Linked DNA regions of Homo sapiens: region 1 is linked to region 2. A link is a contact called in ENCODE POLR2A ChIA-PET data. All regions are on one chromosome and are shown on one strand. Each heading gives the region's core, a stretch centred on a gene start or an enhancer-like site at or near the end of the contact. The rest is flanking DNA. Distances are from core to core; before and after follow the strand shown.

Region 1 (5,187 bases), core at 1,101-3,600, 820 kb after region 2:
TATACTGAGAGACGGAATGAGAGCATCCCCAGGTGGTGAACTCAGGGACGTGTGTGTGCTTGTGTGTGTGTGTGTGTAGCTGTCTCCTGGGCTCCTGGGCTCCATCTCCCCTGTTAATAGACTGAGAGACAGAATGAGGGCGTCCCCAGGTAGTGAGCTTAGGGACATGTGTGTAGCCATCATTATCCTTTAGTACCTGGTCCCCGTGCCCTCCGAGCCATCCAAGGGCTTCAGGAGGCCGAGCAGAAGGAGGGTTGGTAAGTGAGTCCACGGACCACCACGCAGGCCCTGGGGTCCTTTGGAGGGTGAGCCCTGCGGGTGGGGGGATGATGGCCCCGGAGGGTGTGCTCTGGGATGAGAGGGGACGTGCAGGTCGGGGGATGAAGGCTGCATTGCGGACAGAGCAGGCTCGGGACCTGGGCGCCACCTGGTGTCGACTCAGCTCACTCCTGAGCTATGCCTCTTCCTTGTCTTATAGTGGGGATAAAAAGCCATAGATGGCCGAGCGCAGTGGCTCAGGCCTGTAATCCCAGCACTGTGGGATGCCAACCCAGGAGGATTGCCTCAGCCCAGGGGTTCGAGACCAGCCTGGCCAACATCGCGAGACCCTCTTCTCTGTAAGAATTTTTTCTTTTTTTTTTTGAGACAGAGCCTTGCTCTGTTGCCCAGGCTGGACTGCAGTGGCACGATCTTGGCTCACTGCAACCTCCGCCTGCCAGGTTCAAGCGATTCTCCTGCCTCAGCCTCCTGAGTAGCTGGGATTACAGGTGTGCACCACTGTGCCTGGCTAATTTTGTATTTTTAGTAGAGACAGGGTTTCTCCGTGTTGGTCAGGCTGGTCTCAAACTCTCGACCTCAGGTGATCCACCCGCTTCGTCCTCCCAAAGTGCTGGGCTTACAGGCGTGAGCCCCTGCGCCCAGCCCTGCCTTCCTTTCTTCCAGTTTCCTGACGTGGCCACGTGTACCCCAGCAGTGCCCTCCCAGTGGTTTTGGGAGGTGAGGGAGGGGAGCGGTGGGGATTAACGTTCTTGCTAATGAGGTGGTGAGTGTCTTACTGTCTTCTCTGTTATTGATACTATGTCCTGACAGAGGAAAAGAGGGAAAAAGAACTGATTATGGTAGGATAATGTCACTTCTCTTGTTCCCAGACCAAACCGAATCTCAGCCTGCTTATTCTCACGGCCCAATAATGAGATGTGGATGAACTGGGAGAGAAGATAGGTTTTATTTCTGTAACCAGGTGCAGGGAGAAGGTCTGGAAATTATCACCAGACCGACTCAAAATTACAAAGTTTTCCAGAGCTTATATACCTTTTATATGCCTATGTGTAAGTGTGCATTCATCTAAAGACATAAGCGGGGCCGGGCGTGGTGGCACACACCCATAATCCCAGCACTTTGGGAGGCCGAGGCAGGTGGATCACCTGAGGTCAGGAGTTCCAGACCATCCTGGCTAACACGGTGAAACCCTGTCACTACTAAAAATACAAAAAATTAGCCAGGTGTGGTCGTGGGCACCTGTAGTCCCAGCTACTCAGGAGGCTGAGGCAGGAGAATTGCTTGAACCCAGGAGATGGAGGTTGCAGTGAGCTGAGATGGTGCCACTGTACTCCAGCCTGGGCAACAGAGTGAGATTCGGCCTCAGAAAAAAGAAAAAAGGCATTAACTTCTTCTAATCTATAACAAAGGTCTGAGTCCTGAAGACCTTTCTCTGGAGCCTCAGTAAATTGACTTAATGTAGGTGGGTCCAGGTGCTGTGGTGATTACCCGAGATAAGGGGAGTTTTTCAGATCCCCAGTAAAACTACGTAAACCCAAACAGGTCCTGTTAGGAATTCCTTCGTTGTCATATTTTCAAGGCCCAGGAAAGGCCTGGGCAAAACTCTTGGTGGGTCTTTGTTACATTCCAGCCTTCGTATAAGGACACTGGCTCTTTCAGGTTTGTTTTTTAATTTTTTTTGAGACAGAGTCTCACTCTGTCACCCAGGCTGGAGTGCAGTGGCGCAATCTCGGCTCAGTGCAACCTCCGCCTCCCGGGTTCACGCCATTCTCCTGCCTCAGCCTCGCGAGTAGCTGGGACTACAGGTGCCCACCACCACGCCTGGCTAATTTTTTGTATTTTTAGTAGTAGAGACAGGGTTTCACCATGTTAGCCAGGATGGTCTCGATCTCCTGACCTCGTGATCCCCCGCCTCGCCTCCCAGAGTGCTGGGATGACAGGCATGAGCCACCGTGCCCGGCCTCTTTCAGGTTTTTATATGTAACTTCGCCACTCAGTTGGTACTGAAGCTGTTATGGAGGCCTGCCTGGGTGAGATGTGGCCGCCACACTGTGGCTGGTATTCGAAATACACAGGAGGCCGCAGCCAGCTTAGCAGAAACACCCTGTGGCTTTCAGAACTTGGTTTTGAGAGTTTCCTGTTTTCTTGACTTTCAAATACCAGTGACTTTTAAGATGCATCAGTGATGTAATAACTGTTGGGGAAAAAAAGAAAAACTATTAAAGATTCCTGTGGATGGTGAGATGACCTTGGTTTCAGAAACACCGAAACATAGAGAATTGTGCATTTTAGAATCCAATAAATCTACGCTGGGCACGGTGGCTCATGCCTGTCATCCCAGCACTTTGGGAGGCCAAGGCAGGCGGATCACCTGAGGTCAGGAATTCGAGACCAGCCTGGCCAACATAGTGAGAACCTATATCTACTAAAAATACAAAAAATTAGCCAGGCGTGGTGGCCCATGGCTGTAATCCCAGCTGTTCTGGAGGCTGAGGTGGGAGAATTGCTTGAACCCAGGAGGCAGAGGTTGCAGTGAGCTGAGACGATGCCGTTGTATTCCAGCCTGGGTGACAGAGCGAGACTCCGTCTCAAAAAAAAAAAAAAAAAATCTGATTATTTACCTGTGTACCTTCACAAGTGTTTAAAAAAAAAAAAAAAAGGCCGGGCATAGTGGCTCAAGTCTGTAATCCCAGCACTTTGGGAGGCCGAGGCAGGCGGACCACAAGGTCAGGAGATCGAGACCATCCTGGCTAATACGGTGAAACCCCGTCTCTACTAAAAATACAAAAAAATTAGCCTGGCGTAGTGGCGGGCATCTGTAGTCCCAGCTACTCGGGAGGCTGAGGCAGGAGAGTGTTGTGAACCCAGGAGGTGGAGCTTGCAGTGAGCTGAGATTGCGCCACTGCACTCCAGCCTGGGAGACAGTGAGACTCCATCTCAAAAAAAAAAAAAAAAAAAAAGATTACGTTGATATTTTGCCTACTATAATCTTAGAAATTTGCAATTTCCTGTCATTGAGTTTTGTAACTTTCTACCCTCTGCTGACAAAAAAAATTTAAAATGTCTCATGGCAGCCTGTGTTCTTAAAATTCGAACTGTTTATCCATAGCCCTTGAGAGAACGGTTTAATGTGAGTTGGTTGGGAGTGACCGTTGTTTGTTTTTTTGAGACAGAGTCTCACTCGCTCACCCAGGCTGGAGTGTAGTGGCGTGATCTCAGCTCACTGCAAACTCTGCATCCCAGGTTCAAGTCATCCTTCCACCCCAGCCTTCCAGCTAGCTCGGATTACAAACATGCACCACCACACCTGGCTAACTTTTGTATTTTTGGTAGAGACAGGGTTTTACCACGTTGGCCAGGCTGGTCTCAAAATCCTGAGTTCAAGGCCTGCATCAGCCTCCCAAAGTGCTGGGATGACAGGCGTGAGGCATGACGTCAGGCCAAGGGGGTGGCTGTTTTATAACAGGTTTGAAAATTTGTTTTTCTTTTTTTCTTTTTTTTTTTTTTTTTGAGACAGACTTTTGCTCTTGTTGCCCAGGCCGGAGTGCGATGGCAAGATCTCGGCTCACTGCAGCCTCTGCCTTCTGGGTTCAAGTGATTCTCCTGCCTCAGCCTCCCAAGTAGCTGGGATTACAGACACCTGCCACCACGCCTGGCTAATTTTGTATTCTTAGTAGAGATGGGGGTTTCTCCATGCTGGCCAGGCTGGTCTCAAACTCCCGAACTCAGGTGATCCACCCGCCTTGGCCTCCCAAAGTGCTGTGATGACAGGCGTGAGCCCCTGTGCCCAGCCAGGGGGTGGCTGTTTTATAATAGGTTTGCAAGTTTGTTTTTCTTTTTGTTTTGTTTTGTTTTTTTGAGACAGAGTTTTGCTCTTATTGCCCAGGCCAGAGTGCAATGGCACAACCTTGGCTCACTGCAACCTCTGCCTCCTGGGTTCAAGCGATTCTCCTGCCTCAGCCTCCCGAGTAGCTGGGATTACAGGCACCAACCACCACGCCCAGCTAATATTTCATATTTTTAGTAGAGACGAGGTTTCCCCATGTTGGCCAGGCTGGTCTCGAACTCCTGACCTAGGTGATACGCCTGCCTCGGTCTCCCAAAGTGCTGAGATGACAGGTGTGAGCCACTGCACCCGGCCCTGAGATAAGCATTGTTAAGATTTGGTTGTCCGGGTGCAGTGGCTCAAGCCTGTAATCCCAGCACTTTGGGAGGCCGAGGCGGGCGGATCACGAGGTCAGGAGATGGAGACCATCCTGGCTAACGCAGTGAAACTCTGTCTCTACTAAAAATACAAAAATTTAGCCGGGCGTGGTGGCAGGCACCTGTAGTCCCAGCTACTCAGGAAGCTGAGGCAGGAGAATGGCGTGAACCTGGGATGTGGAGGTTGCAGTGAGCCAAGATTGTGCCACTGCACTCCAGCCTGGGTGACAGGGCAAGACTCCATCTCAAAAAAAAAAAAAAAAAAGATTTGGTTATGTTCCTGCAGTCCTATATGGGGCTAGAAGAATATCACCAAATATCACCAAAATGTATAAGTATACACACATGCACACACACATTTGTGAGTGTGTGTAGGCACGCATGCATGGATAATAGATATACCTGTGTATGTCTGTATATAGACATTTGTGTTTCTCAAAATTGTATCAAAACTGGATTCATGGCCAGGCACAATGGCTCACGCCTGTCATCCCAGCACTTTGAGAGGCCCAGGCAGGGGGATCACCTGAGGTCAGGAGTTCGAGACCAACCTGGCCAATGTGGTAAAACCCCGTCTCTACTAAAATACAGAAATTAGCCAGGCATGGTGGTGCATGCCTGTAATCCCAGCTACTCGGGAGGCTGAGGCAGGAGAAACGCTTGAATCTGGGCGGCGGAGATTGCGGTGAGCCAAGATTGCACCAC
Region 2 (5,385 bases), core at 1,954-4,453:
CCCCAGCATCTCTGGCCAGGTGGGATTATGATACCCCCCAGCACCTCTGGCCAGGTGAGGTTATGATGTCCCCCAGCACCTCTGGCCAGGTGGGGTTATGAAGTCCTCCCGGCACCTCTGGCCAGGTGTGGTTATGAAGTCCCCCGCAGCACCTCTGGCCAGGTGGGGTTATGAAATCCCCCCCAGCACCTCTGGCCAGGTGACAGTTATGAAGTCACCCCCAGCACCTCTGGCCAGGTGGGGTTATGAAGTTCCCCCCGCCCCCCAGCACCTCCGGCCAAGTGGGGTTATGATGGCCCCAGAGCACCTCTGGCCAGGTGGGATTATGATGTCCCCCAGCACCTCTGGCCAGGTGGGGTTATGATGTCCCCCCTGGCACCTCTGGCCAGGTGGGGTTATGATGTCCCCCAGCACCTCTGGCCAGGTGGGGTTATGAAGTCCCACCGGCACCTCTGGCCAAGTGTGGTTATGACGTCCCCCCCAGCACCTCTGGCCAGGTGGGGATATAATACCCACCCCCAGCACCTCTGGCCAGGTGAGGTTATGATGTCCCCCCGGCACCTCTGGCCAGGTGTGGTTATGATGTCCCCCCGGTACCTCTGGCCAGGTGTGGTTATGAAGTCCCCCCGGCACCTCTGGCCAGGTGGGGTTATGAAGTCCCACCGGCACCTCTGGCCAGGTGTGGTTATGATGCCCCCCCGGCACCTCTGGCCAGGTGTGGTTATGAAGTCCTCCCGGCACCTCTGGCCAGGTGGGGTTATGAAGTCCCCCCGGCACCTCTGGCCAGGTGGGGTTATGAAATCCCCCCCAGCACCTCTCGCCAGGTGACATTTTGAAGTCACCCCCAGCACCTCTGGCCAGGTGGGGTTAAGAAGTTCCCCCCGCCGCCCAGCACCTCTGGCCAGGTGGGGTTATGATGGCCCACCAGGACCTCCTGCCAGCTGGGGTTATGATGGCCCCACAGCACCTCTGTCGAGGTAGGATTATGATACCCCCCAGCACCTCTGGCCAGGTGGGGTTATAATACCCCCCCACAGCACCTCTGGCCAGGTGAGGTTATGATGTCCCCCCAGCACCTCTGGCCAGGTGTGGTTATGAAGTCCTCCTGGCACCTCTGGCCAGGTGTGGTTATGAAGTCCCCCCAGCACCTCTGGCCAGGTGGGGTTATGAAATCTCCCCCAGCACCTATGGCCAGCTGTGGTTATGAAATCCCCCCCAGCACCTCTGGCCAGGTGACATTTATGAAGTCACCACCAGCACCTCTGGCCAGGTGGGGTTATGAAGTTCCCCCCGCCCCCCAGCACCTCCGGCCAGGTGGGGTTATGATGTCCCCCCAGCATCTCTGGCCAGGTGGGATTATGATATCCCCCTAGCACCTCTGGCCAGGTGAGGTTAAGATGTCCCCCCAGCACCTCTGGCCAGGTTGGGTTATGAAATCCCCCCAGCACCTCTGGCCAGGTGACATTTATGAAGTCACCCCCAGCACCTCTGGCCGGGTGGGGTTATGAAGTTCCCCCCGCTCCCCAGCACCTCCGGCCAGCTGGGGTTATGATGGCCCCACAGCACCTCTGGCCAAGTGGGGTTATGATGTCCCCCCAGCATCTCTGGCCAGGTGGGATTATGATACCCCCCAGCACCTCTGGCCAGGTGAGGTTATGATGTCCCCCCAGCACCTCTGGCCAGGTGGGGTTATGAAATCCCCCCCAGCACCTCTGGCCAGGTGACATTTATGAAGTCACCCCCAGCACCTCTGGCCAGGTGGGGTTAAGAAGTTCCCCCCGCCCCCCAGCACCTCCGGCCAGCTGGGGTTATGATGGCCCCACAACACCTCTGGCCAGGTGGGGTTATGATGTCCCCCCAGCATCTCTGGCCAGGTCAGATTATGATACCCCCCAGCACCTCTGGCCAGGTGAGGTTATGATGTCCCCCCAGCACCCCTGGTCAGGTGGGGTTATGAAATCCCCCCCAGCACCTCTGGCCAGGTGACATTTATGAAGTCACCCCCAGCACCTCTGGCCAGGTGGGGTTACGAAGTTCCCCCCGCCCCCCAGCACCTCCGGCCAGGTGGGGTTATGATGGCCCCACAGCACCTCTGGCCAGGTGGGGTTATGATGGCCCCCCAGCATCTCTGGCCAGGTGGGATTATGATACCCCCTAGCACCTCTGGCCAGGTGAGGTTATGATGTCCCCCCAGCACCTCTGGCCAGGTGGGGTTATGAAGTTCCCCCCGCCCCCCGGCACCTCCGGCCAGCTGGGGTTATGATGTCCCCCCAGAATCTCTGGCCAGGTGGGATTATGATATCCCCCTAGCACCTCTGGCCAGGTGAGGTTAAGATGTCCCCCCAGCACCTCTGGCCAGGTTGGGTTATGATGGCCCCACAGCACCTCTGGCCAGGTGGGATTATGATACCCCCTAGCACCTCTGAGCAGGTGAGGTTATGATGTCCCCCCAGCACCTCTGTCCAGGTGTGGTTATGAAGTCCTCCCGGCACCTCTGGCTAGGTGTGGTTATGAAGTCCCCCCAGCACCTCTGGCTAGGTGGGGTTATGAAATCTCCCCCACCACCTCTGGCCAGGTGACATTTATGAAGTTCCCCCCCTCAGCACCTCTGGCCAGGTGGGGTCATGAAGTCCCCCAAGCCGCCCCTGAGGAACAGGCGAGGCAAGGGCCAGCAGGCACTACTAGCGGGTCGGGACAGCTGCTTCGCTGATGCTGGTTGTGTAGCATGGATGTGTGTAGCGTGACTGTGTTGTGTGGATGGGGCACGGAAATCCGCAGAGACCATCACTGGAGGGAGAAGCTGCAGGGCCGGGAGGGTTCAGCAGGTAAGCAGTTCAGGGTTCCTGGAAAGGCGGGTCCCAATGCATTTGCTGACCGGGCACCTAACGGGCTGCTCTCAAAATCACTGACTGTCACCGAGGCCGGCCAGAGACCCTTATGTATCTGATTCACGATGACACCAGCTAACTCTGAGTACAGTAGAAAACGTACCGTCGGGCAACCAGAAAATGCGCACTCCAGTCCCCACCACGGGACAGCGCCAGGCAGTACCCTCCACAGCCGGAGCTCGAACTGTCGCGAGAATAGCGGTCGGCTTGGAAGTCGCCCGGCGCGGGAGCGCGAACTCTCGCGAGAATGCCGCCAGCTCCGGAGGCGACTGCGGCAGGAGCCCGAGCTCTCGCGCGACAGGCACCAATTCGTTAGACGCGCGCTGCAGGAGCGCGGAACATGGCGCGGCACGGGCCACCGTGGAGTCGGTTGGACGCGCAGCAGGAGCGCGACGTGCGGGAGCTCGTCCGGGGTGTCGCCGGCCTCCAGGACGAGGCAGACCCCAACTTCCAGCTCGCCCTAAACTTCGCCTGGTCCAACTTCAGGTGTGGGGCACGGCGCGCGGGCGGGTTCCCGGCCACAGCCCGGAGCCCGCGCGTGGGTCCCGCACAGCCCGGGGTCGGGGCGCGCTGGGGCAGGGCATGGGGCGGAGGCGGGCGCGGCCTCAGGGAGCCTTCGCAGGCCCTGCCACCGCCTGCTCCCCGCCGGCCAGCGCTCTCGGCGCGGTGCCCTGCGCACCACAGGGCGTGTTACCCGGGACGCGTCCTGATCGTCACGGGGAAAGCGTGAACTGGGTTTCTTGCCGGCCGGCGCGCGCGCCTGCAACCCCAGCGCTCTGGGAGGCCCAGGCGGGACTCCAGGCCAGCTTGGGCAACGTAGCAACTCCATGTTTATAATTTTTTTTTTTTTTAAATTAAAGAGATTGTATTCTCACTGACTCCTGCTCCCTGGTCAGCCCAGTGTAAGATCTCTCACCCTGCTCTCCTTTTTCCAAAACGCGTGTCATGACACTGATTTAACCTGTCATTACTGTCTCCTCCACTTCCACTCCAGCTAGAATGCTGCATCTCTGCACAGCTCCTGGCACGTAGCACGCTGAGTCACCTAATACAATTTCTAATGCAGTTTCTCTTGTAACTAATTTTTAAAGACTTACAGAATTTAGATATTTACGTAAAGTGAGATCTCCTATTTTTCTTTATGGGAGATGTAAATTAATACTTTTAGAGTCATTACCCATAATGAAATTATTACTAAAAAAATGTTAATGTTAATATTCTACCTGTTTAATTTCAGTAAAAATCTTCTTGAATAATGAACAGTTTTTCAAAATCCGTAATCTTAGTTACCTTAATGATCATAGCCATAAAGTGTCTAGTTGGCTTATAATAGGAATACGGGGCTTTCAGATTCTTTTAAACCATGCCAAGTTTCTGAAGTAATAAACTGAATTCTTAAGTGTAACTTATAAAAATAAACAATGTGTGAAATAGGTTATACAATACAGAAACTTAAATGCTGAAATCCAAGTTATTTTTCTACTAATATTTCTAAATGACAGTAGGCAGATTGTCATCATTTTAGAGCTGGGAGAGACGTTGGAGGTTACTATTTTCATTCACAGATTTCAGGAACTAAATTATAATAGGTAAAGTGGTGTTCCATTCACCCATTTACTGGCCTAGAATCATGTGTTTTTCAGTAGTGTAATTTTATTTAAGTACAGATTGCTCGCTTTGATACTAAAAAATGGAAAACATTTTTTGCATAGGCTATGCTATGTACATATACATTAGTTGCATAGGCTGTGCTGTAATTTTATGATGCTTTAAACCATCAGAAAAATGAATAGTTCATGTTTACATTCTTGAAAATTGTGGACTGGGCGCGGTGGCTCACGCCTGTAATCCCAGCACTTTAGGAGGCCGAGGTGGGTGGATCACGAGGTCAGGAGATCGAGACTATCCTGGCTAACACGGTGAAACCCGGTCTCTACTAAAAGTACAAAAAATTAGCCGGGCGTGGTGGCAGGCGCCTGTAGTCCCAGCTACTTGGGAGGCTGAGGCAGGAGAATGGCGCGAACCCAGGAGGCGGAGCTTGCACTGAGCAAGCTCACTTTTCTCTAACTGAAAAGTAGCATCTCCTTCTATTATGAATGAAGGCAGCAAACCATAGCAGTATTAGCCTACCTATGACTTTATCACCAGTAGAAATCGCATACTGTTTTCACATCAGAGTTGTAGATATTTGTAAATGTTGTTTACTGTTACTTTAATGGTAGTTAATTGGACCTACTGCTAAATCTTGTTATTTAATACTTTCATAAATAACATTTCTTGCCATATCTTAAACTTCTTTAAATATTTGACAACTGTATCTCAGTATAATGGGATTCCTTTGTATTTATTTTTTGGCTTTAAAAATGTTATTCAGAGAAGGGGTCCTTAGGCTTCACCGGGCCTCACTATGGCATAAAAAGGTTGGGACCACCTGATGTAGAATGTGTTCAGCTGGACTTAGGTACAGGGGCTTATGGGAAGACAGAGGAGCCAGAGG

Evidence for each region. ChIA-PET counts read pairs that join two places held with the same protein, here RNA polymerase II (POLR2A).
Region 1: POLR2A ChIA-PET joins it to region 2 with 5 read pairs in CD4-positive, alpha-beta T cell. The contact joins the enhancer-like site here to the promoter of TUBGCP5 in region 2. POLR2A ChIA-PET finds 5 or more read pairs at or near these places in 2 of 52 experiments (CD4-positive, alpha-beta T cell and activated CD4-positive, alpha-beta T cell).

The regions. Positions count from the first base shown.
Region 1 is chr15:22,218,539-22,223,725 of GRCh38, reverse strand. No RefSeq gene overlaps it. Among named protein-coding and RNA genes, the nearest start is that of MIR1268A, 4.2 kb to the left of the region's middle. RefSeq lists a silencer at 2,248-2,417. Within about 2 kb of position 2,350, at least 4 of the 41 ENCODE cell types and tissues checked have a DNase peak (open chromatin) inside an H3K27ac peak, as active enhancers do; they include CD4-positive, alpha-beta T cell, where a contact is called at or near this core.
Region 2 is chr15:23,037,387-23,042,771 of GRCh38, reverse strand. It overlaps TUBGCP5 (tubulin gamma complex component 5), which reads left to right and starts at 3,203. Exons shown (of 23, transcript NM_052903.6): 1 at 3,203-3,374. The coding sequence starts at 3,229.